Regions from separate parts of the Mus musculus genome. Here all the other regions are linked to region 1. Evidence: chromatin loops called from intact Hi-C (ENCODE). Cell type or tissue: heart. All regions are shown on one strand. Links, peaks and the distances in the headings refer to the core of each region. The heading gives the core; the rest is flanking DNA. Region 1 holds the start of Adamts1 (a disintegrin-like and metallopeptidase (reprolysin type) with thrombospondin type 1 motif, 1). Region 2 has its middle 55 kb from the start of Adamts1. Region 3 holds the start of Gm38477 (a long non-coding RNA gene). Region 4 has its middle 17 kb from the start of Gm41484. Region 5 has its middle 81 kb from the start of Adamts1. Region 6 overlaps Ltn1 (listerin E3 ubiquitin protein ligase 1).

Region 1 (4,975 bases), core at 421-4,420:
GCCCACTTTGGGGCAGAAGAGGCTCTGACTAGGGGAGAAAAGGAATGTTGAGGAATCTTTTCAATTCGACCCTCTTTCTTGGAAACTGCAGCCCAGCCGGGGCACAGGAAGGGCGACAGGAAGCAGGGTGGTCCGGGAATCAGCAGCCGAGAGATGAAGTTAAAGGTTCACTCTTTTCCCCAGAGCAGCCAGCGCTGTACAAAGTGCTGGTCCCAGCGCTGTTTCGGCGTCTTACACCCCCAGAGTGACGAGCTGTGGCGTGAGGCCAGGGCGGAGGCTGCCCCCTCCCCCTTCAGGCCCCGAGGCGCAGAGCTCGGTTTAGCACCGACTGAGCTCAGGGGGCGGTGTCGCAGTGTTGGGGGAAGGAGGGGCTCCTATGTGGCTATAAAGGGGCGGCCGGGGCTGCCTGGTCCTTGCACTCGCTAGAAAGCAGCTCCGAGCTAGGTGCTATCGCAAGGCCAGAGCGCACAGCCCGGCGGAGAGAGCAGATCCTTGCTCAGATCGAGTCAAATCGGGGCCAAGGCGGAGGACGAAGAGTCCAGGCTCCTATTCTGGACTTGTTCCCCAGCTCCGGGGGCGCTTCTAGGTCCTGCAGCAGCCAGCAGTGCGGAGCCACCAACTCGGTGCTGGAATGAAAAAATTCCCGCGCGCCAGTGCAGAATCTTTCTAAGTGACCCGGAGCTTCGGGTGCTAGCTCTGCACGAACTTTCCCATCAAAGTGATCGTGAATTTTAAGCATCAGGAGCAGGCCAGCGAAGCTCTACGCGTCTAAACGTCTATCCAGACCAAGAGTTCTCTGCGGTGCAGGGTGCGGTGCCATGCAGCCAAAAGTCCCTTTGGGGTCACGCAAGCAGAAGCCCTGCTCCGACATGGGGGACGTCCAGCGGGCAGCGAGATCTCGGGGCTCTCTGTCCGCACACATGCTGTTGCTGCTCCTCGCTTCCATAACAATGCTGCTATGTGCGCGGGGCGCACACGGGCGCCCCACGGAGGAAGATGAGGAGCTGGTCCTGCCCTCGCTGGAGCGCGCCCCGGGCCACGATTCCACCACCACACGCCTTCGTCTGGACGCCTTTGGCCAGCAGCTACATCTGAAGTTGCAGCCGGACAGCGGTTTCTTGGCGCCTGGCTTCACCCTGCAGACTGTGGGGCGCAGTCCCGGGTCCGAGGCACAACATCTGGACCCCACCGGGGACCTGGCTCACTGCTTCTACTCTGGCACGGTGAACGGTGATCCCGGCTCTGCCGCAGCCCTCAGCCTCTGTGAAGGTGTGCGTGGTGCCTTCTACCTACAAGGAGAGGAGTTCTTCATTCAGCCAGCGCCTGGAGTGGCCACCGAGCGCCTGGCCCCTGCCGTGCCCGAGGAGGAGTCATCCGCACGGCCGCAGTTCCACATCCTGAGGCGAAGGCGGCGGGGCAGTGGCGGCGCCAAGTGCGGCGTCATGGACGACGAGACCCTGCCAACCAGCGACTCGCGACCCGAGAGCCAGAACACCCGGAACCAGTGGCCTGTGCGGGACCCCACGCCTCAGGACGCGGGAAAGCCATCAGGTATAAGAGTGACCCCCATCTCTCAGTCTTTACGAGGCGTGACTTGGGGTCACACTCCAGATCGCCTCTAAATGCGAATGACTCAGACTTGCAGTGAATTGAAGTTCTGGGTCGTGACCTTCCCGCTCCCCCCCCCAAAAAAAGTGTGACCATACTCTGCTAGAACACTTATTTGCCCGAATAGTTAATAATTTGAGAAAGAGAGAAAGAATCGGAGGTCCTGTAGATAAGGGCTAAGCGTTTCCTCCGCGAAGCCAATAACCCGACTCCTTACACTGAAGAATCTCTCTCCATCCCTTTAATGCCTTTAGTGAATGTATGAGTTCACTTTAACTAGGTTGTAGTTTCGCGCTGAGTTTTGTAACGTCAGTCCGTGTGAGCACGTAGCGCTCAAAGGAGGGCGGAGTAGAGGAGCCATGGTGACCTGGATGTGCGTTCAGGAGCCTGGGCAACGGCAGTGGTGATCTCATTTCTGTGGCCTTCCGTCTGTCCCCTTCCCCCATTTGAAAAGCTGACCCCGATGGCTGGTGGCTCCGTTGGGCCCCTCTGCAGAACCTGCTTGGGAGGTCTTTGCTTGGCTCGCCCCGCCTCCACGCGCCTCCTACCTCGGCCTCGTTGCTCGCACTCCCTCTCCCGGCAGAGGTTGGACTCCCCAGCGCTGAGGAATGTTAGCCTGGACTGATCCTCCCTGCTACACATTCGCCTGACTCTGCCGTGTTCAGTCCCTACCAGCCAGTTAGTTCTTTTTAATCATTCAAATTTCTTTTTGCCCTTTTCTAGATTTCTCCCTCTTTTCCGACTTGTCCCTAGGAGCTGGTATTCATATCCTACTTTACGATTTCTCTGACCGCTGAGTCTCAGCAGCCCGAAAAAGGCCATTTTCCAAATTGGCAACCCTGGTTTGAGAAAGGAACTTATTCCCCCCGGGGCACTGGGAGTGAGAGGAGGCAGGAACACACTGCTGGGCAGAGTGGGTGGTCCTAGTGCCCGGAACTGGATCAAGCAGAGAACCCCCTGGGACCCCTTGAATGAGAGAGCTGAGCCTTACAGACTGAGACTCCTCAAGCCCCACCCCTTGGCTGAGGCTCCCCGCCCTGCCCCATGCCTTCCACGTGGAGCTGGATGATCTCATTCGGGATTTCAGCCCTGGCTTCAATAGTGAAAGGGTGACTCAGGGCGCTCCGCCTGCTTCTCTTGCCAAGTTTTTACTACAGCTGGGTAGAAATGATAGCCATACTGCCTCACTCAGGCTGTGGAGTCTTCAAAGACCACAAAAGAAATCCTGCGGACACATATATAGACAGTTTGATCACTCTGTTGCTTTTTTTGTTTTGTTTTGTTTTGTTTTATTTAAAGCAAAAGAAAAAAAACTTAAAAATAACATTCACAGTTTTTAGAAGATGCAAATATTTGTTTTATTTTTGTTCCAGGTGTATTTCAGTTTTATTTACTTTGACTAGGTTGACTTTCCTAATATACCCCGAGAAGGTCACTATTAGGAGAAGGACTGCCCATGAGCAAACTTCCTTTTCTTTTTACAGGACCAGGAAGCATAAGGAAGAAGCGATTTGTGTCCAGCCCCCGTTATGTGGAAACCATGCTCGTAGCTGACCAGTCCATGGCCGACTTCCACGGCAGCGGTCTAAAGCATTACCTTCTAACCCTGTTCTCGGTGGCAGCCAGGTTTTACAAGCATCCCAGCATTAGGAATTCAATTAGCCTGGTGGTGGTGAAGATCTTGGTCATATACGAGGAGCAGAAGGGACCAGAAGTTACCTCCAATGCAGCTCTCACCCTTCGGAATTTCTGCAGCTGGCAGAAACAACACAACAGCCCCAGTGACCGGGATCCAGAGCACTATGACACTGCAATTCTGTTCACCAGACAGGTAAGACAAGAGCTTATCAACCATTTCCTCAACTCAACTCGGAGGTCAGCCTTGTGTTGGATGGGATGAGAGGGTGGGGGTGTGGCAGAGAGGAAACCCGGAAGGGGGATAACATTTGAAATGTAAACAAAATAACCAGTTAAAAAAAAAAAAGGCATCTCATCTGTATTGCCTCATTTCCTTTCGGTTATAGGCTAGCTCAATCTGTCTTGCTTATTTCTATTTTAAATTTCCACATCTCAAGTTCCACAGTTCTATTTTAAAAGCATTACAGGGAATCTTGCTTTAGAGTCAGTCCTTCAAGTCCAGCAATAATGAATGGACAGGCTTCAAAGTGCATGTGAAGACATGCCCAACTGAAGAGCTAAGTATCAAGTCCACTCTCTCCTACTTAAAAGGGATTTCCCTTGCCTCTTTGTAGGATTTATGTGGCTCCCACACGTGTGACACTCTCGGAATGGCAGATGTTGGAACCGTATGTGACCCCAGCAGGAGCTGCTCAGTCATAGAAGATGATGGTTTGCAAGCCGCCTTCACCACAGCCCATGAATTGGGTAAGTCGGCTTCAGAGTACAAGTTAAGCCCAAATGCATGGATACAACCCAATAAGTCAATCTGATGTGAGAGAGAGAAAACATCTCAGACTATGTTGCTACCTCAGCCACCAGCAATTTTAGAAGGGGTAGGGTATATTTTCCACAATTTCAAGTATGGTCTTACTAGGACAGGAGAAAGTGGTACAAACATTTGAACGTTGACATTTTTATACTTGCCCTGATCAAAGTGAGTATGAGCCCCAATACAGGTTGTCTAATAAGAGAGCCATTGAGCCTCACTCAATCATACAGCTTAATGTCCTTCTTGTCTGCTTCCCAGGCCATGTGTTTAACATGCCGCACGATGATGCTAAGCACTGTGCCAGCTTGAATGGTGTGAGTGGCGATTCTCATCTGATGGCCTCGATGCTCTCCAGCTTAGACCATAGCCAGCCCTGGTCACCTTGCAGTGCCTACATGGTCACGTCCTTCCTAGATAATGGACACGGTAAGATAACAGCTCCTCTTTCCAGATGGTGTTCAACCTTCCTTGTGTAGGGCTCTCTCTGGCTAAGTGAGCTCCATGGCTCTTGCTCATTTCCCCTCCTTCAGAGTTTTCTCTGGCAGGATCATAAGTAGTAGATCTTTACCTCCATTGCATCCTGCTCCCAAAGTCCATTCATTCATAAACAATAACTTCTCGCCATTGTAAAATCAGAAGTCCCCTATTGAGGATAACGTCTCGATAAAAATCTAAAGTTCCCTAGCATTGATTTTCCCAAAAATGCATGATTTCACCAAACATGTATTAATAATTGCCTCTTTTTTCTTTTCCTTTTTTTTTTTTATTATTTTAGGGGAATGTTTGATGGACAAGCCCCAGAATCCAATCAAGCTCCCTTCTGATCTTCCCGGTACCTTGTACGATGCCAACCGCCAGTGTCAGTTTACATTCGGAGAGGAATCCAAGCACTGCCCTGATGCAGCCAGCACATGTACT
Region 2 (4,975 bases), core at 586-4,585, 53 kb after region 1:
GTTTCAACAAACAAGGTTGAAATCCGGCAAAAATTACAGCAAGGCTCTCCGTATGCTCAGTACGACGTCTGGAGTAAGGTGGCACAGGCTGTAAAATGCTGTAAAAAGGCCAGGGGAAGGAAAAGATGAAGTGGCAAAGTGACATGACAAGGAGAGCAGAGCAACCAACTGCGAAGGGACCCTGTCAGGTGAGCACACAGCTACCTTCCAGGAGACCAAGGGTGCAGCTACAAAATCTCTCCCTTTTCTTTCTTTTCTTTTTCTTTCTGTTTTTTTTGTTTTTGTTTTGTTTTGTTTTTGTTTATTTTCTGCAACAGGGTTTCTCTGTGTAGTCCTGACTGTCCTGGAACTCTCTCTCTCTCTCTCTCTCTCTCTCTCTCTCTCTCTCTCTCTCTGTGTAGACAGGCCTGCTTCGAACTCACAGAGATCCTCCTGCCTCTGTCTTCCCCAGAGCTGGGATTAAAGGCCTGCGACACCACAATTACCATGCTCCTTTTCAGCTGTCAGATTATTACAGGCTGCCCTCCCCACTGAGCTCTTCTTTGTGAATCTCTGCTTCCGGAAACCCCAAATCCTAATTAACAGTCTGAAGCAGAACAATAGGGAAGATAAAGAGAAGAGGGCCAGACTTCCATCTTAGAAGACTTGGAACGACCGACCGGGCTCTGGCGCTGGCTCAGTGGGTAAAGTGTTTGTTGCTTAAGCATGAGGCCTGAGTTTTCTTCACCAGCATCCAAAAATAACTGGAGAGGCATGTGTTTAGACCCAGCACTGGGGGGTGGAGCCAGGCTGATCCCAGGGACTCCCTGGCTAGCCAGTCTAATAAAAACAATAAGGGTTGGTGAAGAGACACTGCCTCAGAGTATAAGCTAGAGAAGTGATGAGGGGAATATCTAACGTCAACCTCTGGTCACCAGTATGGGAGAGTGCATCTCATACATACATGAATATGTGGCCCCAGGGCAGGGCAGAGGGAGAGGGAAGCAGAGGAGAGGAAGAGAAGGAAAGAAAATGTGAATCAACTGTCTTGTTTCTAGAGAAAGGCACAATCTTGTCTTCTAGAGAAAGACAAGTAAGTCAACAATGGTGCTGAGGACAGCTTGAAAGTAGGAGAGAAAGATCAGAAAATTTAGATTAACTGAAGGCACGGGTTTCTCAGAGGGAACTGGAGGGCTCTTGGTTCGATCGCTTAGCACTTACTGACTCAGGCATCAATCCCTAGGACATTTTTTTTTTTGCCATATCCAGGGATCCATCCCATAATCAGCTTCCAAATGCTGACACCATTGCATACACTAGCAAGATTTTGCTGAAAGGACCCTGATATAGCTATCTCTTGTGAGACTATGCCGGGGCCTAGCAAACACAGAAGTAGATGCTCACAGTCAGCTAATGGATGGGTCACACGGCCCCCAATGGAGGAGCTAGAGAAAGCACCCAAGGAACTAAAGTGAACTGCAACCCTATAGGTGGAACAACAATATGAACTAACCAGTACCCCAGAGCTTTTGTCTCTAGCTGCATATGTATCAAAAGATGGCCTAGTCGGCCATCACTGCAAAGAGAGGCCCATTGGACTTGCGAACTTTATATGCCCCAGTACAGGGGAACGCCAGGGCCAAAAAGGGGGAGTGGGTGGGTGGGGGAGTGGGGGGGTGGGTATGGGGGACTTTTGGGATAGCATTGGAAATGTAAATGAGAAAAATACCTAATTTAAAAAAAAGAATGAAAAGCTAATGGCATTAGTAATAATAAAATTAAAAAGAGAAGATTAAAACTCATTGTGCAGACTTTCTGTGATTTAAAATAATTTTTATAAATTCTCTATCAATATCTTCATCTGTTTTGTAGACCAGGCAGGCTTTAAGTACTTTGTCTTTTCTGATAACCTAAAACAAGGCAGAAGTTTCCTCTCTTTCCTCTCACATCCCTCCCTCTTTTCTCCTTTCCTGCAGTTCAATGTGAAGTACTTTATTTAAACAAACCCAAGCCAAGTTCTGCTGTCAGAGATTTCCATGCCAAGTCCTACCCAGGACACTCAGGCTCCGTTCCAAGTACTCCGATGTGATGTCTGTGGCAGTTGTGCGTAAGAAAGGGAGGGTGGGGGCCAACCCTGAGGCTGTCTGTAACAGTAACTGATGGAGAGCATTTGGCCCGAGCTGAGTGCACCTCCTTTCAGCAGAGTCATTTGTTGATAATGTCCTTCGCCAATCTGACGGCTCACATTGAGACAACTCGAGTAAGGAACAATTGTATAAATCACAGGGGCCAAATACAAATGTGAAACAAAGCATAAATAAACATAACTGTGCAGACTGCAAACGTCCGCAGGCTAGGTCACAGGACACTTGAGAACACAGCCAGCAAGACACGAACGCGAGCATGTGCTACGATAGACGAAGATGTTTAAAGAAAGTAGAAAAGAGGGTCAGGAGAGATGGCTCAGCTGTTAAGATTCTGCGATGCTCTTGTCGAGGGTCTGAGTTCAGTTCCCAGAAACCATGTCAAACAGCTCCCAACAGGCTATAAGTTCAATTCAAAACAGAGCTCATGTTTCTGGACTCTGAAAGCAGCCTGCTCCTGTGCACATGCCCATACTCACATAGGCACACTTAACAAATAAAATTGTAATTTGCCTCTGAGGGCACCCATATTCCTGTGCACAGACACAGGCACACATACAGTACACACACAATTAATGTATAACATTAATATTTTAAAGGAAAATCAAGTGTTCCATACATGTATGTAATGAATTTTGTGATTTTTTTCCCACCTCCATTTTGCCTCTGTCTTCCCAACTCCTCCCACTTGAATGTCTTATTCCTGTGTTATACACTGGCTTTCCTTAGAGTTTCTCCTCTGAGCTTGGGTGTGATACCATTTACTGGGGTAAAGCTAATTTAACAGTGGCTACACTATTGAAGAAAATGCCACACTCTTTTCCAAAAGGGTGTAGCTGCCAATAGCCCCCCAGACAGAAAAGGACTCATGGTTCTCCCTTATCCACAGTGTGATATTGGTAGAGAGAATCATGTGCAGAGACAAGCACACTTGCCTTGAGTTTTAAGTGCAATGGCTGTTATGTCCATAACATATTGTTTTTGCTGCTCAGTTCCTCATTTTCTGGTTCTAGTACCCCCTTCTGAGATGTCCCCTGAACATTAGCGGGATAACACTGATGTCCTGTTTAGGACCAGGCATCTCTCTGTACTTATTCCCAGCATTTCAGCCAGGTGTGGGATTGTATTATCCACGCCACACAGCATTAAGAAGCTTCCCAAGTGAATGGTAGGAACAGTACAAGTCTACCTGTACATTCGCAAGTACTTATACAGAGTTTGCCAATATGGACGTTTAGAAAAACAATAGGAGTCTTCTGAGAATAAGTTTAAAGTTATAGAGAAGTCCCAAGAGGCCTGCGCATGGTTCAAGCTGATAACAATATAAATAATACATTAGCCACACATTGATATGATTAGAAAGATCAATAACTATGAGGACCAGGGGAAAAAAAAAACATTGTTTCATTACTTCACCTATGGAAATAATCTAAAGATGTTCATTGGTGGGAAACAAGACCTACAAAACCTTTGTTTCTGGGGGCTGGGAGTGTGGCTTGATAGAGGGAGTGCTTGCTGTGCAACCGTGAGTATCCAAGCTCAATTCCCAGACCAATGAAAACAGTTAAGTATAGTCACGTGGGTCTGAAACCCCAGTACTGTGTCAGAGCGGAGACATGAGGATTGCTGGATTTGATGACTAATAGCCTTACTCAAGAGTCAGTGAAAGTATCTGTTTCCAGGACATAAGGCAAGATATCTGATGTCCTCCTCTGGCTTCTGCATGCTCACAGGGGTGCTTACACCCTACCCACAAGTGTGTATCTATCACACCACAAACACACACACACACACACACACACACCACACATTTCTGGAATATTACCTATTAACAGACACCTTTATGTAAAATCACTTATTGTGTACAATAGTGTACATAAAGTAGCTGCGAAATCAAAACGCAGAAAGCTATGACAGCCTATCGAGCAGAGAGACTGAAGTCTAATTCTGTAACCATCAGAGCTGTTATCTCCTCAGGACAGAATCCCATTGCTTCTATGTTTGTCCTATGATAACAAGCACATCTCTGTGTATATTGTTCCACTTGTGGCAGCCAATAGAATAGCTTATTATAGCCCTTAACATTCACCTCAGTATTTTTAGACTAAACTAAACAAGAACTCAGACCTCAAAGAGAAATTGTTTCTGTGAAACAATAGATCAGCTGCCTGTGTCTTGTGTTAGTTACATCAATAAAGATAACAATAATATGGTTAATACTTTATACTCAACAAAGGCTATTGTTGGGTTCTTAAAAATAGTAAATGTTTACAATGACTTAGACTATATTAACATTATAATTCGGGCTTTAAAAAATAAAATGTTAGACAAATATTATTAAATTAAAATTTACTTTCAAAGCTAGGTGTTATGTTTCTATTCATACTTTCTTACTACTTATCATTAATTTCACTCTTCAATATATAACACATTCATCTAAGTTATGTCTTTTGCTTTTTCTCTTTTTATTTATTATAAAATATAAATACTCAGTAAAGAATTTCACATAGAGTAGAATGGCTGCCGTTATGTGCTTGAGATTTCTTGTTTAGAAGTCACTAGGCACACATAGGCTGCCCCAAATGGCAAAATCAAAGTAGAGAAATTAAGTTCAATGCCAAGGAAAAGCCTCATTGCTGTTTGAAGCAGTGAGGGTCTACAATATTCATCTTCTAGAATATTTTTCTAATATCTCAGTCAATCATTGGTCAAATGCTACAACCTCAACGAGCATTCTAGGTCAAGTACTTACCTAGGATTTCATCATTTATGAACTGTTTTGCATTCTTCACTATACTCTGTTAGGACTTATTTCTCAAATATACTTCCGTATGTATTTCCTGTTCTGATTG
Region 3 (4,975 bases), core at 330-4,329, 1.2 Mb before region 1:
TTGCTTAAATGGAAAAATGTGGAAATCATAGAGACATTCTGAAAAGGTCCTAGAGACTCCTAGGATCTTTGTTTGCAGAATAAATATTTAGTGAAAGAACTTAGAATGGAAAATATACTATATATTTATATCTATATATTTCCATCTCTATCTATCTATCTATATATTTCCATCTATCTATCTATCTATCTATCTATCTATCTATCTATCTATCTATCTATCTATCTATCTATCTATCTATGATTGAAATGGGCTAGTCACTGAATTTTTTTTTAAAAAAATTCCTTTACTTTATTAATTTGTTGTTGTACACAAAGCCACTAAGATTTTTTGGGTCAGTGTCCTGGATCACCTTGCCACCATGTCCAAAATGAAACAAATGACAGACTTCAGTGATGGGAAAAATTTCCAAAGGATCTGGTCAAATGTTTCAGCAGAATTTATAAATCCATATGCAGTGCCATTTACCTAGCTTTAGTCAAATGACATTTCCTCCACATTTAAAAACAAAAAACCAAAATCCCAAGACTTTTGTATACGTGGCTCTCCCTCAAAACTGGCTCTTACTCCCTGGTGACCTCAAAACTGGCTCTTACTCCCTGGTGACCTGGGCAAGAATTTCTCAGAAATCAGAAGCTGGGTGGGGAGTGGCACTTCCTAAGGCTTGGAATAGAAAAGAAGCCTTGACTTCTAACAGATTCATTTAAAAAGGAATGAATTGAAGTTGTTCTTGCCAAAAGGTGCACAAAGTTCATTAGAATTTCTTAATTAAGAAACACAAGTGGTGAAGGGGGTGAATGTTAGGCCTGGTTTTAAAGCTTTGAGTCACACACACGACTCTAGTGAGAATTTGAGATGCAGTAAAGCCCTCCCTGATGCTTACATGATGTAGAGGTAAGTGATTTTTAAAATGCCAGCATGTGATAATTTAATTATGAGTATATAGAATGTTTTTGAAAAGAAGAACGTTGACAAGGGAAGACAATCACACGGTGCCTTCTCCAAGTTCTGCTACCATTACCAACTGGTCTTTTTTTGCATTTATCTTTTAACATTGCTAATAAAAAGGCAGTTTACAAGAATTCACAATTTTTTTTAACTTGGATACATGCTATTTTTCATTGTAGTGAACTATAGAAACAGATTTTATTTTTAATTTAACAAAGATACAGTATCATTTTTGAGAAGGAGCTTATCCTGTGCATATAAACAATGACTTTAAAGATTGTTACAAGTGACTTGTATGGGACAAAGGGGAACAGATGTCCAGGATCCTTAGATCCTCCAAGGAAACTATGTCCCCATTTCCTTCCTACTCCCATTCTGAGGGATGTGAAGTGGTCTGTGCTGTTCCCCTGGGAGAATAATTCTGTCATTTCCATTAGGAAGATGATTTATTGAGGATACTTCCTTTATTTTCAGAATTGGATCCAAAAAAAAAAAAAAAAAAAAGAAAAAGCATGGCAACGTGATTGCGTGCTTCCTTTGCAAAACCCTTCTGTGTTAATGTAGCAATTTATCTTTAAACGGAGTCACAGACACTTCCCGATCCCTGCTGTAACCTTATCTGGTACCACACAGCAGTAACTACTGAGCACTGGTGGTCTGCCGGGGTTTGAGAAAGAGGCGCAGGGAATACAGCTCCCCAGTTTCTTAGTAGACATTATTTAGCCTGTAATAGATCCACCCTAGGGCCATCTCTGAGTAGCCGGATGCTGAGGTTTGATACTGCAGATCCAGTCTTTAAAAGTGAATTTGACTGCAGCTGGAAAATAATTTTTTTAAGAAGGCATATGGCAAAGCGTTTTGTTTCCACGTACCAGAAATTTTGCAAACCTCCTTTAGTCCTCATTGAACTTCAGGGAGCTTTTAACAGTTCAGTGTGTCTTTTAAACACCACGTGCCTGCATCCCGACAGGGGGCAGTTTCCTCAAACCTACAGCAGGCCATCGCACGGCCCTTTATTCAGAGGTTATTCACACCTTGTCCTTAAGAAAAGTAGATTTGTAGTCAGCATCCTGATTACGGAGCGGCTTGGGTTGTGCTAAAACATGGACACTTCCTTCAAAAAGCAAAAGTGTGGTGTTGGAGGAAGGAGCACCACTGAGCGGAAAGGGGTTCGGGTTCTGGTCTTGGACTCGTCCCAAAGCGGCCACGTGATGTTAAGCTACTACTAGCTCAGAGGTGAATTTCCAGTAAGGCATTATAGACAGCACGCTCTAAAGATTTTAGACATAGTAAACATTCCATAGACCGCCTCTGTTACCCGGATGAAAACGTTGTATGACAGATCCGAAGTTAAAGTAGCTATGGTTTGGTGTTGGCACACCATGAGGAGTTTAACTGATGCATGTACGCTGCAGGTTCTCACCACTCCATGAGAGATGGGATGAACACCGTTTCATTTTAGGAAATTTCAGCCACTGCATGGCCTTTAGCACTGAAAACGACTGAATTCTCAACCCACGTTGGCTTCTTTTCAGCTATCTGACTTCAAGTAAGTTACTTCAGTCCTCTGGTCCTCAATTTTCTCATTTGCGAAATTAAGAAGATCAACGTTTCCTCTAACGTGGACTCATGATTGAGTTTGGGGAAAGAGTAAAGTTAAAACAGCGGTCTGGGTTTGCCCTGCCTCCTCTCTGTCGCTTTCCACCGAATTAGTCACATGGATTGGTTGAGGACCTCCAATCTGGCAAAGTGTTGTCTGTGGTAGGGAACTGTAGTACAGTTAGTGCCCGGTCAGCCTGTCACTGACCAGTAGGAATAAATATCAGCTGTACCCACGCCAGATTCTGGAGGGGTATAGAGAGTTTGGGCATCAAGTCTGTGGGTGTTCATTTGTAGATTCAGAACTATGGCAATGTTTTCATAATGACTTGGCTCTAGGTACCTGTATAAGCTCATTACTGAGCCTTCTCAAGTGGTCTCTCAAAGTACCATAGGGAAATAATAGCTGGGACAATCCTTGGAACATTATCGCGTCTGGTTCATAGAGTTTTGGAGGATCAAGTCCAGTGTGTTGTGCATGTTAGGCAAGCAGCACTCTACCAATTAGTCCGCACCCTACATCAAGAAATGCTGGCTGGCTTGCTTGCCTCCTTTCTTTCTTTCTTTCTTTCTTTCTTTCTTTCTTTCTTTCTTTCTTTCTTTCTTTCTTTCTTTCTTTCTTTCTTTCTTTCTTTCTTTCTCTCTCTCTCTCTCTCTCTCTCTCTCTCTCTTTCTTTCTTCTCTCTCTCTCTCTCTCTCTCTTTCTTTCTCTCTCTCCCTAATGCTGCCCTCCTCCTAGTCCTCCCCTCACAGAGTCCTTCCCCCACACTGCCTTTGCCTCTGAGAGGGTGCAGCCCTTCTGGGTATCACCCTACTGGTGCATCAAGCCTCTGCAACAGTAGGTTCATCCTTTCCCACTGAGGCAGGACAAGGAACCCTCTGTTACATATGTACTTGGGGCCCCAGTCCAGCCTGTGAATGCTCTTTGATTGGTGGCTCAGTCTCTGAGAGCCCCCAGGGCTCAGGTTAGTTGACACTGTTGTCTTCCTGTGGGGTTTTCATTCCTTTCAGGGCCTACAACCCTTCCCCCAGCTCATCCCAACTCTTCCATAAGGGCCCAGGACCTATATTCAATGTTTGGCTGTACGTCTCTGCATCTGTTTCAGTAAGCTGCTGGGTAAAGCCTCTCAGAGTATAGCCATGCTAGGCTCCTGTCTGTAAGTATAATAGAGTATCATTAATAGTGTCGTGGATTGGTGCTTGCTGCTCAAGGGATGGGCAGAAGTGACTTTCAAAAAATGAAGGAAAGAAACAGGAAGTAAAAGAAGGAGGAGGAGGAGAAGAAGAGAAGAAGGAGAAGGAGGAGGAAGAGAAGGAAGAAGAAGAAGAAGAAGAAGAAGAAGAAGAAGAAGAAGAAGAAGAAGAAGAAGAAGAAGAAGAAGAAGAAGAAGAAGAAGAAGAAGGGGCTTTCCTTCCATCCCTTCTTTTCTTCCTCTATTCCTTCTTTTCTTCAGACAGTCCTCAATAAGTGATGCTTAAAACATAGCTTCTTCAACATATCTTGGGAAGGGGATTTTATTATGGAACATACAGTAAAGCAAAATACATCTTGAAAAATATTGAGCTGCATGGTCTGAAGTTCTCACCAACTCTAAAATTCTAGAAGTAGTTAAATACTCTCAATTTTCTTGTTTGCAATATTTTCCAACTTCGTTCTAGTAAAAATCAGACTCACTGGTTTCTTTCAAGTGTCAAAACTTGGAAATTGTCATTAAAGGTTTCATTTTAAAGTAAAGGATATTAAATTGACAATGAATTTAAAAAGAAACCATAATTCAATGTGTTTTGTAGGAGTTCAAAGATTCTTTTAAATAATATGTGTATAACTTTATTTTTATTGTGTTCTGGTTGGGTTCAAGCATTTTTCCTTCTTCTTCTCTTTAAAGCAACAAGGAAAAGAGACAAAGTTGAAGCTCTCCAATTTCATCTGGACTCTGTAAAGTCGAAATATTTTTTTTCTGATTTGAATAAGATACAAATAACTGTTATTATCTTATAAGTTCAAATTTTGAGTCTGAACTTCCTGTTTATTTTATGGTTTCCAGTCCATTGGGTATGTTTGATTTCTTTCTACTTGCTTGCTTTCTGTTGAAATGATTTATAGCCCCGACAATTATATTAGTGGAAAAACATGGAAAAGTGGAGAAATGAAAACTGCTATTTTTATAATAGGATGGGTTTTTTTTTAATACTTTAAAAAACTTCAGATTTCATGATTTTCCATTTCTGGTGAGATGCTTGAACCACGATGGGTCTCAGCTTTGCAGGCAAGCCTCAACTTCATTGCCATATTTACTTAAAAATTGCCTTTCAAATATTTAAAATTAAATGCCAGTTTAAGAAATGCCTGGGCCAAGAAGTGGGAGTTGGTGGGTAGGGGAGTGGGGGCGGTATGGGGGACTTTTGGGATAGCATTGGAAATGTAAAT
Region 4 (4,975 bases), core at 334-4,333, 1.5 Mb before region 1:
ATGTTCAAGTTCTTCCTATTTGTCCAACACAATTGTTGTTCTTTCACTTATGACCTTGTTTGCTAATTACCTTCTTAAATACCCATACCCAAATAAAGTCAGTGTCAGCAGACAAATTCTAGGAAGGCTGCACAACAATGGCCTTCCTCCATTGAGATGCTGGTGGGGCCTTGGGGCCTGTGAGATAGTTCATAGGCTGAGCTCCAGCTGAGCCAGAGGAGAAGCTACATCCTCCTCCTGCACCCTGTCCAGACAGGCTGACCATGGGAAGAAGGGTTTAAAGTTCCAGGTAAGTTTCAACTAAGTTTTGTGCCATTTAGTAGATAGAATCAATATGGGAAATATCAAACTCATGGAATTTAAGATTTTATCAATTTATATATTCAGCAAAAATTGTTTTTATAAAGTAAAAACAAAGCAAGTAAGCAGACAAACAAAACTAACCAACCAACCAGTCAACTAACCGACCAACCAACGAACTAACCACCTAACCAATTAACTAACTAATCAATCAATCAATCAATCAATCAATCAATCAATCAAGCAACCAACCATCCATCCAACCACAACCAACCAACCAACCAACCAACCAATTAACCAACTAACCAAGCAAGCAACCAATTAACCAACCAACCAACCACCAACCAACCTTGGAGTTGGAGAGATGTTTTGTTGTTGAGAGCACTGGCTGCTCTTTCAGAAGACCTGGATTTCAGTGTGTAAGAATGCTCATTCTTTCTCGGACTACCCATGCCTGCCTTCTCCGTAACATGGCAGAGCGTAACGGCTCCAGTTAAGAGTGCGAAATACAAAGTCTAAAAACTTCCCTTTCTAGTCCCTTACTAGAAGGAGTTTATAAAAACATTTGTGGAAGCTGGGTATTTGTGATACACCCTTTTAATCCCGGTACTAAGGAGGCAGAGGCAGGAAGATCTCTTTTGAGTTCCAGGCCAGGGCTACGGAGTTATAGCTTGTCTCATGACAGAACAGGACAAGATAGAACAGAACAGGCTTGCAGATTTGAGAAACTGGTGCTTGTACTGGCTGGTTTTATGTGTCAATTTGACACAGGCTGGAGTTGTCACCGAGAAAGGAGCTTCAGCTGGGGAAATGCCTCCATGAGATCTAGTTGTGGGGCATTTTCTCAATTAGTGATCAAGGGGGGGGGCCCTTTGTGGGTGGTACCATCCCTGGACTGGTAGTCTTAGTTCTATAAAAAAGCAAGCTGAGCAAGCTAGGGCAGGCAAGCCAGTAAGTAATATCCCTCCATGGCTTCTGCATCAGCTCCTGCTTTCTGACCTGCTTGAGTTCCAGTCCTGCATCCTTTGGTGATCAATAGCAATGTGAAAAGTGTAAGCTGAATAAACCCTTTCCTCCCCAACTGCTTCTTGGTCATGATGTTTGTGCAGGAATAGAAACCCTGACTAAGACAGTACTAACCTTGACTTTTGTCCCTTCCTTGATTCTAGCAAGACAGTATGAAGCTTAAATGAAGCTTCAACCATCTCCAAAAATATCTTTTCATGTGCAAGGATTTTCTTTCTGTCAGCGCTCTCATCCAGAAAATGGGGACCTGCTCTTGCAGTCTGTTATCTGTGCTCTCTTAACTGCCATGTTTTGAACTCTATATTTTGTGTGGTAATTTGTACAATAAGAAAATAAATCCATAAACAAAGCTGTCCCATGTGATCCCAGATCATAGTGATATCTGTTCATTCCACGTGAAGCAGCAGATCTCCCCAAAGAACCAGCCAATTAATTTGTGATGGCCAGTACGTGAAAATGCTGGGCTACAAACAGACAGAGAGGTGGAAAGACAGACAGACAAAGATATAAAGGAACAAATAAACACTGTCAAGCTCTTCCATACAGACAGCAGTAGCAGAGCTTAAGCCGAGCACAAGATCCATCCTATCACAGGGGCCTGGCTGCATGCCAGGAAACTGTCCTGAATCCTAGGACCTTGGAATTCAGAGGGACATCAGAGGACACCTCCTCGCTGACGTGCCAATTTCATTTTGGGATTCAATTGTGCTGGCTCTCAGCTGCCTAGAGGAACAAGAGCCCTGCATGGTCTGGCAGCCTCTGAGGGGCCCCACTAGGAGTTCCTGCTTCCCCTCTTGGACGTAGCTACTGGCTTGTGTGCTTTCTGGATCTAAATGTGTAACATTTCTGGACTCACAAGCCTCTCAGGTCTTGCCCACTGGCCAGCTCTTTCCCTAATACCTGGAACCTATTTTTAGGTGACCTACAGTGGAGAGATTTGACATGTAATTTTCATGCCTGAGGGTTGAATTTGACAGGGAACGTTACAAAGAATTGAATGCAATGCAACTCACACATTAGTGAGCGCACACTGATTTTTCTTTTCTTGACTGCCTACTAAGACTTTCTATTTTAAGTCGTTCTTCATCTTCTTCTTCTTTTTTTTCAGTGCCATTTTCTAAAAGTTTTCCCCAACTTCACTGGTCTTGTTTGCCAGTGCTGTGCCCTTCACTGCCTACGGATTTCCTCTCTGTCACCTGCTGCCAGCCTGCTTGGTTCTCTGTGACGAGTGAGGGAGCGTGCTTGCCAGCTTCCTCTCTGTCTTTTCCAGGTTGCTTTATACAATGACTCCTTTACTGTAACTACGTTCCCTTCCTAGTGTCTGGACTGTGAATATATGGATCGGATCAGGTTGTCCGACCCAAACTGATTATGGAGTACAACTCATTCTTGATCCTGCCTTATGCCTCTCCTCTTCTCAAGTTTCCTTTACTTTCCTTCCATCACCCTCCCTCCCCATCTGCAGTATATTGCAAAAGTGCCCAGAATATGCAGCCATAAAGTCTAAATATCTCATATCCTTCGGCTTTTCCCCCTTAGGACAAAAGTACATACGTAGGACCACAGATTTATTCTTCCATTTTCTTAAAACTGACTCTCTCTCTCTCTCTCTCTCCACACACACACACACACACACACACACACACACACACACACACACACACACACACACACACGATAAGTGACATCTAGCCCACCACTCAGGTCCTTTGAAGAGCTGAGTGAAATGATGCATAAAGCACTTTGCAGTGGAGTGGCAAGGGAGAGACTCCAGCATGAGCTAGAGAATATACATAAAGGAATTTCTGCCTCAGGCCTGGAATGGGTGACCTGTGCGGAGAGCATTTTCAGTGCATGAAATAAAATAGAAAGAACAAAATTTTACAAATCTGTGTGAAGTGAAAGTGGACGAGAGAGGCAGAGATGTTTGCATAGGAAGGTGCAAAGACTGGAAGTTAAGACATTAAGTGGATTAGCGACTATCTGGAGCTCTTGTGTATTTGTAGGCGCACCTTGGTTGGGGTATGAGGTGGCCACTGGGTGGGCAGGCATGGGGGTGTATGCTTGAGTGACTCATGTTCTGGAACAGTAACTAGGTATGTCTGCAGGCCCTGGTCAAGGGGCAAAAGCCCAGAACTTCTCTTTTTTCTTTTCTTTCTTCCTTCTTAATTCTACATAGATTTCTATTCTTGGTTTTAGTGCACAGAATAATAAATTTATTATGACATATATACTCTACTCATTCTCCCCACCCCCGTTGCCCTCTATTGTCTCTCCTTCCCAGATCCTCCCGTGTGTGTCTATCTCAATGTCTTGATTGTTTTGGAGACCACTCGTGAACATCATACTAATGGCTGGAGATTCCCTAACTCTAGCTGCTACAACTGGGGTTCAGCTAAGCTTCTTATGTATAGCATATGTTCCACAATAATTTGTGGAATAAAATTACATTCAATACGTGTTTAAACATGAGAGAAAATTACTTTATATGGCTTATAAATAAGCAAAAGGTCCTGACAAAAAAGTCTATGGAGATAAAAATAGTCCAGCGACCAGAACTGAGGGTAAAGGGTTACTTCTTGCACAATGTAGTTGTGTCATTTGGAATTTTTGGAAAGCATCTCAGACTTTCCACTTCCTGAAGATCTTGCTGTTCTAGCATTTTCTCCACATGGTAAAAGGCATCAGAATAGACTTTGATAAAACAGAGTATTTTTAGGCATCGGAATCAGCGAGACTCTGCCAAATTCCTGGCCTTTGGTATGTGCTGCTGAGCAACGTCAGATGCTTACACGGACACATGCTGACATTTACAAGGCAGGAGGCAGGCACTGCCAAGTTCAGAAGCATCGCCTTTTTCATCAGGTCCCTGTAACTTCCTCAAGTGCGTCTATGCATTTATTGTTGGCTACTGGAGAAGGGACAAGCAGTAATTGAATTCTGATAGAACTCTACTGCAAATGTATTCAAGGGTCTTAGAAAATCTAGAGGAGGCCTACTGCTTTCTTTCTATAAATGTGACCTTTTGCCTAAATCAATACAAATGAAAAGAAAGCATCATTTTATGTTTTGCATTACATAAAAAAAGAAAACTGCCAGTGATATCTGGAACTTCGCTAACTTTTTAAGTGGAGGACCTCCACAAAAGGACAATATTAGAAAACTGAGGAAGTTGGTGGGTGTCTGTTTCGGTCTGTCTCTTTCTAGACAAATAAACTAAATAGGTAGAAAAAATCCATAAAATCCATGTGTGGAATAAATTCTGTTTGCAAAAGACTGCTCATGATGGTTCATTTTGATTGTTAACAAGACTGGGTCAGGAGAACTCGGGATGTTTTTGGGGTTCACCTTTGGTTTTTTCCCATACAGATGTTTCCAGGGCAGGTTAACTGAAAGGGAGAGACCCATCCTATGTGCGGACAGCACCGTCCTATGGGCTGGCACTGGGAGTAAGAGTGGACAGGGATCAAAGCTGGCTCACCAGCACTCTTCCTCTCTGTTTTTTGGTCACCCAAGTTAGAAGCCAGCAGCCTCATGCTTCTGCTGTGACAACTAAACTTGCTCTCCTGGGCATGTCTTTCCCACCAGGAGGAACTACACTTTTAAACTGTAGCTGAAATAAAATCCTTTCTCCTTTAAGTTGCTTTCT
Region 5 (4,975 bases), core at 543-4,542, 79 kb after region 1:
TTAAATGATGTTTTTTGTTTCTTGTTTTTGTTTTTCTGTTTTTTTTTTCTTTATCCTAGGCTTTACATTCAAGTGAGTATTCTGAAAAATACTGTATTTCTCCAAACAGTGTATCTTTAAATTATACTAGTATTTTTTTTTCTCAAAATGGTTGATACTGCTGTGAACAGATACCACTATGGAGTATTTTATTTTACAGAATGTTTTCATAGGAACCATTTACCCGTTTGGTCACAATGAGCATAGACCAAATGTACATTCTGTCTTTCAGATGTGAAATGTGAAGTCCTGAATTTAAGTGACTACTGAGAACTACATACTAAGCCCACTGAGAAGCTGGACTTAACATAGAGCCCTTTCCTTCACTAATTAAAGGTCAAGCTTCACTTAAGATGTTTGACAGTGGACATATTGACTCTGCTAATTTATGTGACCCAGAATCTGACATGCGGTTAGACTGCAGAGGATTAAATACTACAAATAAGAAGCAACCCAGAAAACTATAGATATTACACATAAATATTTCATGTAATCGAGGAGTACTCCAGACATGACAGACCACTGCTGTGTTGAAAATCAGAATGCTTGCCATTATTCATATGAGGCCTTTGAAAGATTCAACCCACTAACGTTCTGTCAAGTTGGTCAGGGAGGACTCTTAAGACATAAGAGGCACCCCACAAGGGGCTTCCAAATCCCTTCCAAGGAAACTAAAAATTCCCTACACCTCCTTGAGGACATAAAAGCAAGAAGAATTGCTTGGAGTAGAAGAGACTCATCAATGAGACAATATAGCTGTTAGTCAATTTCCCATGATCTTGTAGGCAATTCCAACTAAACTTCTTGGTTCACCAAGGAAGACTTAGAAATATCCTTTGTTCTGTACTCGGTGCCTTGTTTAGAGTAAAGAGACATCATGTCTTCCTAAGAAAGTCTAACAGAATATATATTCATAGGGTGGCAATATGGGTTCATAAATTATATATGCATATGTGAGCAAAGGTGATTGTTATTTCTATAAGCTGCCGTTGTTAAATTCTAATCAATCGGATCTCCTTATGGGTAAGTATTGACAAAGAGAAAACTTTAAAAGTAATATAAAATGTGACCAAAATTTAGGAACATGGCTATATCAGGTTTCCTGATTTAGAAACTATTTAAAATCCAAGTATAAATAATCTAGGATATCTTAACATGCTAGTCAGTGCTGGGCAAGTTATTGCAAAGAAGTACAACCAAAATGACAACTTTTTAAAAACTTTTTTGTTGGTGATTTTATTTATTACATTTCAAATGTTATGCCCCTTCCCAGTCTCCGTCTCCACTCCCTCATGCCCCCTGCTTCTATGAGGGTACTTCTCACCCACCACTCCCACCTTAGCACCCTAGCATTCCCCTACCCTGTGTCATCAGGCCTCCGCCGGACCAAGGACCTCCCTTCCCATTGATGCCAGATAAGGCAATCTTTTGCTATATATGGAGCTAGAGCCATGGGTCCCTCCATGTGTACCCTCCAAAAAGACATCTTACTCATGGGTAAAGAGCTGAGATCTTCAATCTGGTCTGGTTCTTTAAATGGGAAATAGTCTGTGTTTCACCAGAATGTTTCAAAATTGTCTTAAGTGACACGATGAAACGATCTCTATCTCTGCTTGGCCCACATACCTCTATGTGACTCTGGGTAAGATATTATCATATCAATGGACTGATATTATGAATTTGGCCAATGTTCATCTAACCTCTGAGTTTAAGACCAAATTGATTCAAGGTAAGAGTGAAGAATACAAAAGAGCATGTGAGCAGAGAGTGGAAGGGACTCAAATCAGCTGGCCAGAGTGAGATGGCTTTAGATGCTACCTGAATGACAACACCATAACTTTGTAGAGAGAGCGATGCTTCTTCTTTGAGTGAAAGAAGACATTATTAACTGACACAATCAGGGCAAGAAATGGAGTCTGACTATTATCCAACATTAGCTTGTGGCTTGTGTGTTGCTATGATGACCCAGAAGCACCTGAACTGTAAAGGTTGCTTCTAACCTCCTGGGAGGCTACACAGAGCTCATCCATCCAAAGTGTGGGGGACCATGGAGACCATCCACACAAAGACTCAGCGACTACCTCTGTGTTTTTCTCAGTGAAACAGCTATTGTATGTTTTGTGGTGGATCGGGTTGGGGCATGTTGCTTTTGTTTTGTGTTGGTGGCTGTGATAGGCTTAAAAAAAAAAAAACTCATCTGAATGAATCCTGTGTCTCTTTTCCCGTAGATACTGTAATAGGTAAAATATTTATTTGTTGATTTAAAAAATAATTAGATGAGGTAAGGAGTCTCATTAAGTTTGTGTTTATCAAGGCATGAGATCTGACCACATAGGTAATTCACCCTTACTCTATCACAAGAGGCCAACTCAGGTCACCTCCCTGGGTGGGATCTTTAGAGGGGGTGGCTGTACACAGTGGCAAGGTATGTTCCTAGTGACCCACCTACACCCTCTCTAGTGAGACAAGAGCATCCCCTAGGGGATTTGATGTTCACAGCACTGTGCAGATTTCCCAGCACTGTGTGTAATTTTGGTGTTGCTTCCTGGCCCCATAAGAACAGCATAGGCGGCTCTTTACCAGTTTCTGCTGGAAAGCCATCAGCTCCCATGAGTTTTCCACTGTTGTTTCTGGCTGGCAGCGAGGACATGACAAAGAGGGATGAACTGTAGGTGTGTGTGAGACAGTGACAGTGGGGGGAGGATGCAAGGGAGAGACTAAACAATGGCTTTCTTCAAAAACAGCAATGCTAACGTTATTTACAAAGTTTCAAAATGAATGGTGCATAATCACACTGCCATTTGGAATTACCTATGTAGCCAAACATTCCATTGTTAAGCCTACTTGTTACAGTTTTTTTGTTTGTTTGTTTTTTCAATCACAACACCTAAATATTGTTTCCAATTGCGTTTAGCGGGCAACATTAAAGGTTCTAGAAAACATATCTTAGAATATATATGAAAGCCAAATTCTGGATTTAGAACACGTTAGAAAAATCTATATAGAAATAAGTATACTATATGTTAACTATATGTTAACAAAGGCTTGGTTTTGGTACCTCTGAAAAGGACCAAATTCAACTTCAACTTCTAGTGCCTTAACCCTGTGTGTGTGCATATATGTGTGTGTGTGTGAGAGAGAGAGAGAGAGAGAGAGAGAGAGAGAGAGAGAGAGAGAGAGGGAGAGAGAGAGAGAGAGAGAGAATGTGTTTAAGTCTGACTTCTCCTTTAGAATGTCCAGAGCTTATGAAGATGGATAAACAGAATCCACAAATCATTTCTGGGAAGTTGTAAACAGTTACTATTTTTTTTTAAATCACAATTTCTTTTCTTTCTAGAATATCTACATATACAGAAAATGAAACATGATCATATCTACCTCTCAGTTTTCAACCTCTCACTTCCCATAAATCACTTCTAACAAAGAGCCTCAAAAACAGAACTAGCCAACTTAAGAGCGCATCAAAAAAATAAATAAATAAAAAGTTAAACAGTACAAGTCTTTAAGTGTGTTGTTTGCTGATGGTGGTTTATGCTCCTTGAATGAGCAGCTCTTCACTGGGGTAACTATCACATTTACCTGTGCTATCTACTCACTTGGCTCTGCTTACCCCAGTGTATGCTTCTAAGAGACATTTTATCCACCTTTATAAATTATGTAAGCCCTTGAAGGACTGTCTGAAAATTTCAGGGCCTTTATTGCAGCAAAAATAAGGAAGGAGTCACTTATTTTCACAGTTGTTACTATTTCAAGCAAAACAAATAAGGCTGATGATTAGACCAACCACAAGGTCTTTATTTGTATAGGGCCTTGTGCTATGATGTAAACACACAAGAAACCAGTCCAGGTTGGGAGACGTTGGAATTTTTCCACTGGGTTCTATGTGTTCTCTAACTCCTGATTCTTTTCTTGAATGGCCATTGGTTAAAGCCTGAACTTGTCAGAACTCCTTGAATACATACATGCCATACAGCTTAATACTATTCAGTTCAGCCTTTGACTCATTCTTGTTTCATTCGGTATTCAAAGCAATTCTGTTTGACCTTTTAAGATATGAGCTAAATTACAGTAGGCCAAGCCGTCACCATTTTCCTCTCCCATCCCCTTCAATAGGTACAAAACAAATAGATTGATAGTAGATAGATAGATAGATGATAGACAGATAGATTTTTCTCTGTGGAACCCTGGCTGTCCTGGAACTCACTCTGTAGACCAGGCTGCCCTCGAACTCAGAAATTCGCCTCTCTCTGCCTCCCAAGTGCTGGGATTAAAGACATGAGCCACCATGCCTGGCATGATGTATTTTTGTTTACAGGTGTTTTATAGTATCTTTTGACTAATTTCCGGTGACATACAAATCATAAAGAAAGCAGAGAGCTCAGATTATCATCTAAAAGCTCAGTCAATTGCTTTATTATATATATATATATGTGTGTGTGTGTGTGTGTGTGTGTGTGTGTGTATTACTGAGTCCTTTTATAGGGGAAAATATTTTAGCCAACTAAATAATCTCATCTTAAAATTCTGTAGGACTACTCGAGCCCCGGGCTACCTTGCCAGCAGAGTCTTGCCCAACACCCGCAAGGGCCCACACGGGACTCCCCACGGGACCCTAAGACCTCTGGTGAGTGGACCACAGTGCCTGCCCCAATCCAATCGCGCGGAACTCGAGACTGCGGTACATAGGGAAGCAGGCTACCCGGGCCTGATCTGGGGCACAAGTCCCTTCCGCTCGACTCGAGACTCGAGCCCCGGGCTACCTTGCCAGCAGAGTCTTGCCCAACACCCGCAAGGGTCCACACGGGACTCCCCACGGGACCCTAAGACCTCTGGGGAGTGGATCACAGTGCCTGCCCCAATCCAATCGCGCGGAACTTGAGACTGCGGTACATAGGGAAGCAGGCTACCCGGGCCTGATCTGGGGCACAAGTCCCTT
Region 6 (4,975 bases), core at 594-4,593, 1.6 Mb before region 1:
TTGTTTAAAAAACAACAAAAAAACATTAAAATACTTAGTAGTTGTTCCTGCACTAGCTATTGCTGGATAGACCAGGAAAAGAATGGTAGTTTCATGAGCCTGGGCATCAGATCTCCAAATTGCATTTCAAATCTTCTGTTACCTTGTTTTAATTTAGTATTTACAACACAGCCTTTTCAGGTTAGATTTCATCATGGCAAGGTTTTGGGTTTTTGTTTGTTTTTTTGTTTTTGTTTTTGTCTTTTGGGGTATAATTATTTTTAAAGCATACTGCATAGTATGGCCAAAGTAATTTATGAAAGATAAAGACATTGAGCAGGGAATTAATTAGTTTTCTTTCATGAACCAAAGCAACTAGAAAAATAGTAACTTATGAACTAGGTCTGAGACAGACAGCAAAGTCAGTCGGAGCTGATGTGGTCCAAGTCTGCTTTTGCCTGGTTACCTGCTTGCTGTGTGAGTTAGCATTTTAGCTCCCATCTCTTCCCAATTTTATTTATTTTGAGATAACTTAATGTTCAACCTGTAGAGCTCGGAAGCATGGGTATGTAATGTATTGGTAAATGCAAATATTATTTTCTTCCATACTTTATAAATTTTTTTTTTTTTTTTTTTTTGTTTTTCGAGACAGGGTTTCTCTGTGTAGCCCTGGCTGTCCTGGCACTCACTTTGTAGACCAGGCTGGCCTCGAACTCAGAGATCCACCTGCCTCTGCCTCCCAAGTGCTAGGATTAAAGGCGTGCGCCACCACGCCCGGCTATGATACTTTATAAATTTAAAAAGTTCATTTCAAAATAAATTGTTCATTGATAATTGTTAAATTCCCGGTAATTTTGAAAGTTGTTTGATGTAAACAGACATGATTTTTTCCTGAACTATGGACTAAAACAGCCACTTTCTTTTCCTCCTCTTCTTCCTCCTCTTCCTCCTCCTCTAACTGTCTGATGTGCTGAAGATCTCCATCCTGTGCTGTTTGTGGTGTTGGGTAGCACCTTGCTTACCTGTTTTATTTCTGTCCTTTCCTTAGACAACCAGTGAGAACCAGGCTCTGTACTCTGTTCCACTTGTGCAGCTGTTTGCCTGTGTCAGCTTTGATCTGGCCTGTGATCTCTGTGCCTTTTTTGACTCAATAACTCCAGATATTGTTGACAATCTTCCTGTAAATCTCATCAGTGAGTGGAAAGAGTTTTTTTCTAAAGGCATCCACAGTTTGCTATTACCTCTTTTGGTAAATGCTATCGGTAAGTGCAAAGGGGTATGATGATGGTAATTATTGAAAATGGCTGTTGACAAATTTAAAATAAGCTTGCTTTCTTAGAGGCAGTCTCCATGCTGCTGCCTCATAGCACAGGCACAGAATGACAGAAAAAAAGATGGCTTGGTATTGAGAAACCAATACCAAGTAAGTTTAGATACTATAATTCAGCAGAGTACAGCACTAGAGCCCTCTAGACAACTACTGCTTTTCTCGTCTTCTTTCTTTCTTTATTTTTTTAATTTATTTTATGTATGTGGATACACTCTAGCTGTCTTCAGACACACCAGAAGAGGGCATCAGATCCCATTAGAGATAGTTATGAGCCATCATGTGGGTGCTGGGAATTGAACTCAGGACCTCTGGAAGTCAGTGAGTGCTCTTAACCTTGGAGCCATCTCTCCAGTCGCAAACTATTGCTTTTTAAAAAAGTGTAGTAGAGACCTTTATGACAGTTGAGGGTAACAGAAACATATAGTTTACTTCCAGTGAGCACTTCTGAGATGGTTGTAGCTAGTTTTCATTTTTTCGTTTGGTTTTCTTAAATGACATTTGATCAACCCATGTGTGTTCTTATGAGTTGTGTGTGTGTGTTTCTTCATTTCAATACCAGGAGAAAACAAAGACCTATCTGAAACGTCCTTTCAGAACGCAATGCTGAAACCCATGTGTGAAACACTAACATACATCTCCAAGGACCAGCTACTGAGCCACAAGCTCCCTGCGAGATTGGTTGCCAGCCAGAAAACAAACTTGCCAGAGCACCTCCAGACTCTGCTGAACACTTTGACCCCACTGCTTCTCTTCAGAGCCAGACCTGTGCAAATTGCTGCTTATCATATGCTGTGCAAGTAAGACATTGGCAGTGGCATAAGTATTTGGTCTCTAAAGCATGATGCATGTTTAGTTTGCTTTTTTTTTTTTTAAATCCACAGAGCACCTTTCCAGCCCCTAGATTGTATTTTTTAGTATATATATTTTATGTATTTGAGTACAATCTGGCTGTCTTCAGACGCATCAGAAGAGGTGGGCATCAGATCCCATTACAGATGGCTGTGAGCCACCATGTGGTTGCTGGGAATTGAACTCAGGACCTCTGGAAGAGCAGTCAGTGCTCTTAACTGCTGAGCCATTTCTCCAGCCCCCTAGATTGTATTTTTAATCTTTAAAAACATTAAATGAGAAAGGAGACTGAATTATACGTATCCTAGTAATAGAGAGGACAAGGTTTGGCCATGTCATTTTTGTCCTTCTGTACATATTTATGCAGTCTTGTCCATGAGCAATTATTTCAGAAAGGAATCATAAAGGATAGACTCACCACAAAGCGTGCTTTGTTGGCCTTTAAGCACAAGTCAGTAGTAGACAGTTGGCTATAAATGTGTTAAAAGTGATGTTTCGCTTTTCAGACTGATGCCTGAATTGCCACAGCATGATCAGGACAATCTGAGGTCGTATGGAGATGAAGAGGAAGAACCAGCCTTGTAAGGGTTTTGAGTGTGTGTTTGCTTGTGTGAGTGCAGGTTACAGGACCACCTTGGGGTGTTGGTCCCCGCTTTCCACCTTGTCTGTGATGGTCTCTTGTTTGCTGCTACAGTTTGCCCTGCTAGGTGACCCCACCAGCCATGGGGACTCTCCTGTCTCTACCTCTTGCTTTATGGGGCTGGGGTCAGAGGTGTGCTCCCACATCCAGCTTTACCCTCTGGGGATCCAAGTCAGGTCCTTACATGTGTACAGAAGGTACCTTATACACTCAGGCACCCCAGTGCCACTTCCCTTATGACTCTGTCTGCTGTATTCTTGTAATTTGCATCCTGACTTTAGGAAACTGAAATGCAGAAAATCTCTGACTTCAGAGTTGTACTCATTCTGCATTCATACCCGTTGGAAGTTCCAAAAGGCAAACGAAATGCAAAGCTTATGTAAAGTGGTGGCGCATGCTTATATGATTTGCTTAAGGAGGCAGAGGCAGGAGGATCACAAGTTCGAGGCCAGCCTGGTCTACAAAGTGAGTTCCAGGACAGACAGGGCTATACAGAGAAACCCTGTCTCGAAAAACCAAAAAAAAAAAAAAAAAAAAAAAGATTTTCTTTTGATATTTTATTACTTTAGGTGTGTGGGTGTTTTGTCTGTATTTATAATGGTGTACCACATGTGTGCCTGATGCCCACAGAGTCCAAAGGAGTGTATCACATCCCCTGAACTGGAGTTAGAGATGCTTATGAGATGCCATGTGGGCGCTGGGAATCGAGCTTCAGTGCTCATAACTGCTGAGCGAGCCCCCCATCCCCATATTTCCTCTCTTAATCACTCCTGAATCATATTCAATATGCTGCTGTTCATTAAACCTCTTTGTCTACGTGGTAGCTGTGGAAATAATGTAGCAGTTCAGATGTCTGTTAATGGCTGCTTTGTACACAGCATGTCCGTACTGAGGGCACAAGTATAAGCCAGACACTTTTCTTAAGGAGCTCGCACTCTAACGGCTGCTGCTGCTGCTGCTCTGGAGTGAAGTGTACAATGTGTGACAGGGGCAAAACAAAGGATAGATAGTGTATTAACATTGCAGGAGAAACCCTGGGCACAGACACTGGGGTGTGACCATTGAGGATATACATGGAAAAGGTGGGCTCAGTGCTTGTCACTCATTATTTTAGTTGGATGTCTGGCAAGCTCTGAGAGAAAGGATTTCTGTCCCCTATTGCACTTTGCACAGCATCCAGAGTGCTCGGGACTCTGCAAGTCCACAGGGAGTTCTCATGTTCAGTGAGTGTCTAAACGAACTATTGTGTGCAGAGTAGGGGAGGCTGTGCTGGAAGGTGAAGCTACAACAGTAGTTAAGTAGGATAAGAGATGGCCGGAACAATGGGACTCTTGGGCTAGGGAACTGGATCCATAGGTAAGAGCCCCTGCCATGAGGCATGAGCCCCTCGGTTGGAATCCCCAGTACTTACATAAAAGCCGTGTATGGCCAGATGTGCCTGCTACCCTGGATTGGGGGAAAGGGGGGTCGGAGACAGCCAGGTCCCCTGAGCTTGCTTCCATGAGAGTAGCCTAAACAGTGAGTGTTGAGTGAGAAGGCTTTGTCTGAAGGAAATAAGCTGGAAAGTGGTAAAGGAAGAAACCCAGTGCCCTATCCTGGCCCCCACATGCGTGTGCATCTGGGCAAGCAAATCCATGCATGTGTGCAGCCCGTGAAGATGGAGTCACTGAGGACGTAGGACAGCATTTGCTAGGACCTGGTGTGCCACCAGCTGATAGTGCTCTGAGGTGAAGCATAAGTGGCAGAGAAGAGCAAGCTGAGGTGGAGTCATTCCAGAAGTGAGATGACGGTATTGGATGGCCGTATGCAAAGCGATTTCAGATGATGTTTGTAAGACAATAGCGAAGGTCAGACTAGAAGGCGCGGCCATGGGATGGCAGAAGCTTGGAGAAAGCCAGCAGAGAAAGTAGCACGAAAGGAAAAGCAAGAACCAGGTTAGAGTGCTGAGTGGTTCTGAAAGGCCAACGAGAACTTCACTTTCTGAGACCCCCAGTCCACATGCAAGTGGCCCTGAGTTACCGGGAGTGTCAGCGTTGCAGCGTACAGACGCTTTGGCTACGAGTTTAACCTTCCGATGAACTGTGATCTATTTGATATGTTGTAACTGTAAAGTAAGACAGCAGGGTGGACAGTAAGGTGAGGCTCGGTGCCTCCTCCTCCTCGGTTGGTGCAGGGCT

Evidence for each region. Peaks named below come from ENCODE experiments on the same cell type or tissue, not always from the same donor. Only the 100,000 strongest peaks of a DNase experiment are listed, where the experiment ranks them.
Region 2: it touches region 1 in a loop (7-fold over the local background); 4 of 42 quality-filtered maps call a loop at or near these places.
Region 3: it touches region 1 in a loop (4-fold over the local background); 6 of 42 quality-filtered maps call a loop at or near these places.
Region 4: a loop joins it to region 1, with 4 times the contacts of the local background. A loop is called at or near these places in 5 of 42 quality-filtered maps.
Region 5: it touches region 1 in a loop (2.7-fold over the local background); 4 of 42 quality-filtered maps call a loop at or near these places.
Region 6: a loop joins it to region 1, with 7 times the contacts of the local background. A loop is called at or near these places in 16 of 42 quality-filtered maps.

Annotation. Positions count from the first base shown.
Region 1 is chr16:85,798,554-85,803,528 of GRCm38, reverse strand. It overlaps Adamts1 (a disintegrin-like and metallopeptidase (reprolysin type) with thrombospondin type 1 motif, 1), which reads left to right and starts at 416. Exons shown (of 9, transcript NM_009621.5): 1 at 416-1,551; 2 at 3,093-3,439; 3 at 3,861-3,993; 4 at 4,316-4,483; 5 at 4,833-4,975. The coding sequence starts at 819. In heart, for the core only: a CTCF peak has its summit at 2,190; DNase peaks (open chromatin) are centred at 1,008, 1,338, 2,148 and 2,658; H3K4me3 peaks cover 3,579 bases; H3K27ac peaks cover 3,030 bases.
Region 2 is chr16:85,745,311-85,750,285 of GRCm38, reverse strand. No RefSeq gene overlaps it. Among named protein-coding and RNA genes, the nearest start is that of Adamts1, 55 kb to the left of the region's middle. In heart, for the core only: no CTCF peak of the experiment used is centred there; DNase peaks (open chromatin) are centred at 755 and 2,105; H3K27ac peaks cover 892 bases.
Region 3 is chr16:87,046,574-87,051,548 of GRCm38, reverse strand. Gm38477 (a long non-coding RNA gene) reads left to right here and starts at 2,266. Exons shown (of 5, transcript XR_876202.2): 1 at 2,266-2,497. In heart, for the core only: a CTCF peak has its summit at 1,891; no DNase peak of the experiment used is centred there.
Region 4 is chr16:87,260,804-87,265,778 of GRCm38, reverse strand. No RefSeq gene overlaps it. Among named protein-coding and RNA genes, the nearest start is that of Gm41484, 17 kb to the right of the region's middle. In heart, for the core only: no CTCF peak of the experiment used is centred there; DNase peaks (open chromatin) are centred at 2,028 and 4,088; H3K4me3 peaks cover 276 bases; H3K27ac peaks cover 3,286 bases.
Region 5 is chr16:85,719,696-85,724,670 of GRCm38, reverse strand. No RefSeq gene overlaps it. Among named protein-coding and RNA genes, the nearest start is that of Adamts1, 81 kb to the left of the region's middle. In heart, for the core only: a CTCF peak has its summit at 2,519; no DNase peak of the experiment used is centred there.
Region 6 is chr16:87,394,918-87,399,892 of GRCm38, reverse strand. Ltn1 (listerin E3 ubiquitin protein ligase 1) reads left to right here. Exons shown (of 30, transcript NM_001081068.1): 22 at 1,028-1,241; 23 at 1,869-2,106; 24 at 2,665-2,739. Among named protein-coding and RNA genes, the nearest start is that of Gm25896, 22 kb to the left of the region's middle. In heart, for the core only: no CTCF peak of the experiment used is centred there; no DNase peak of the experiment used is centred there.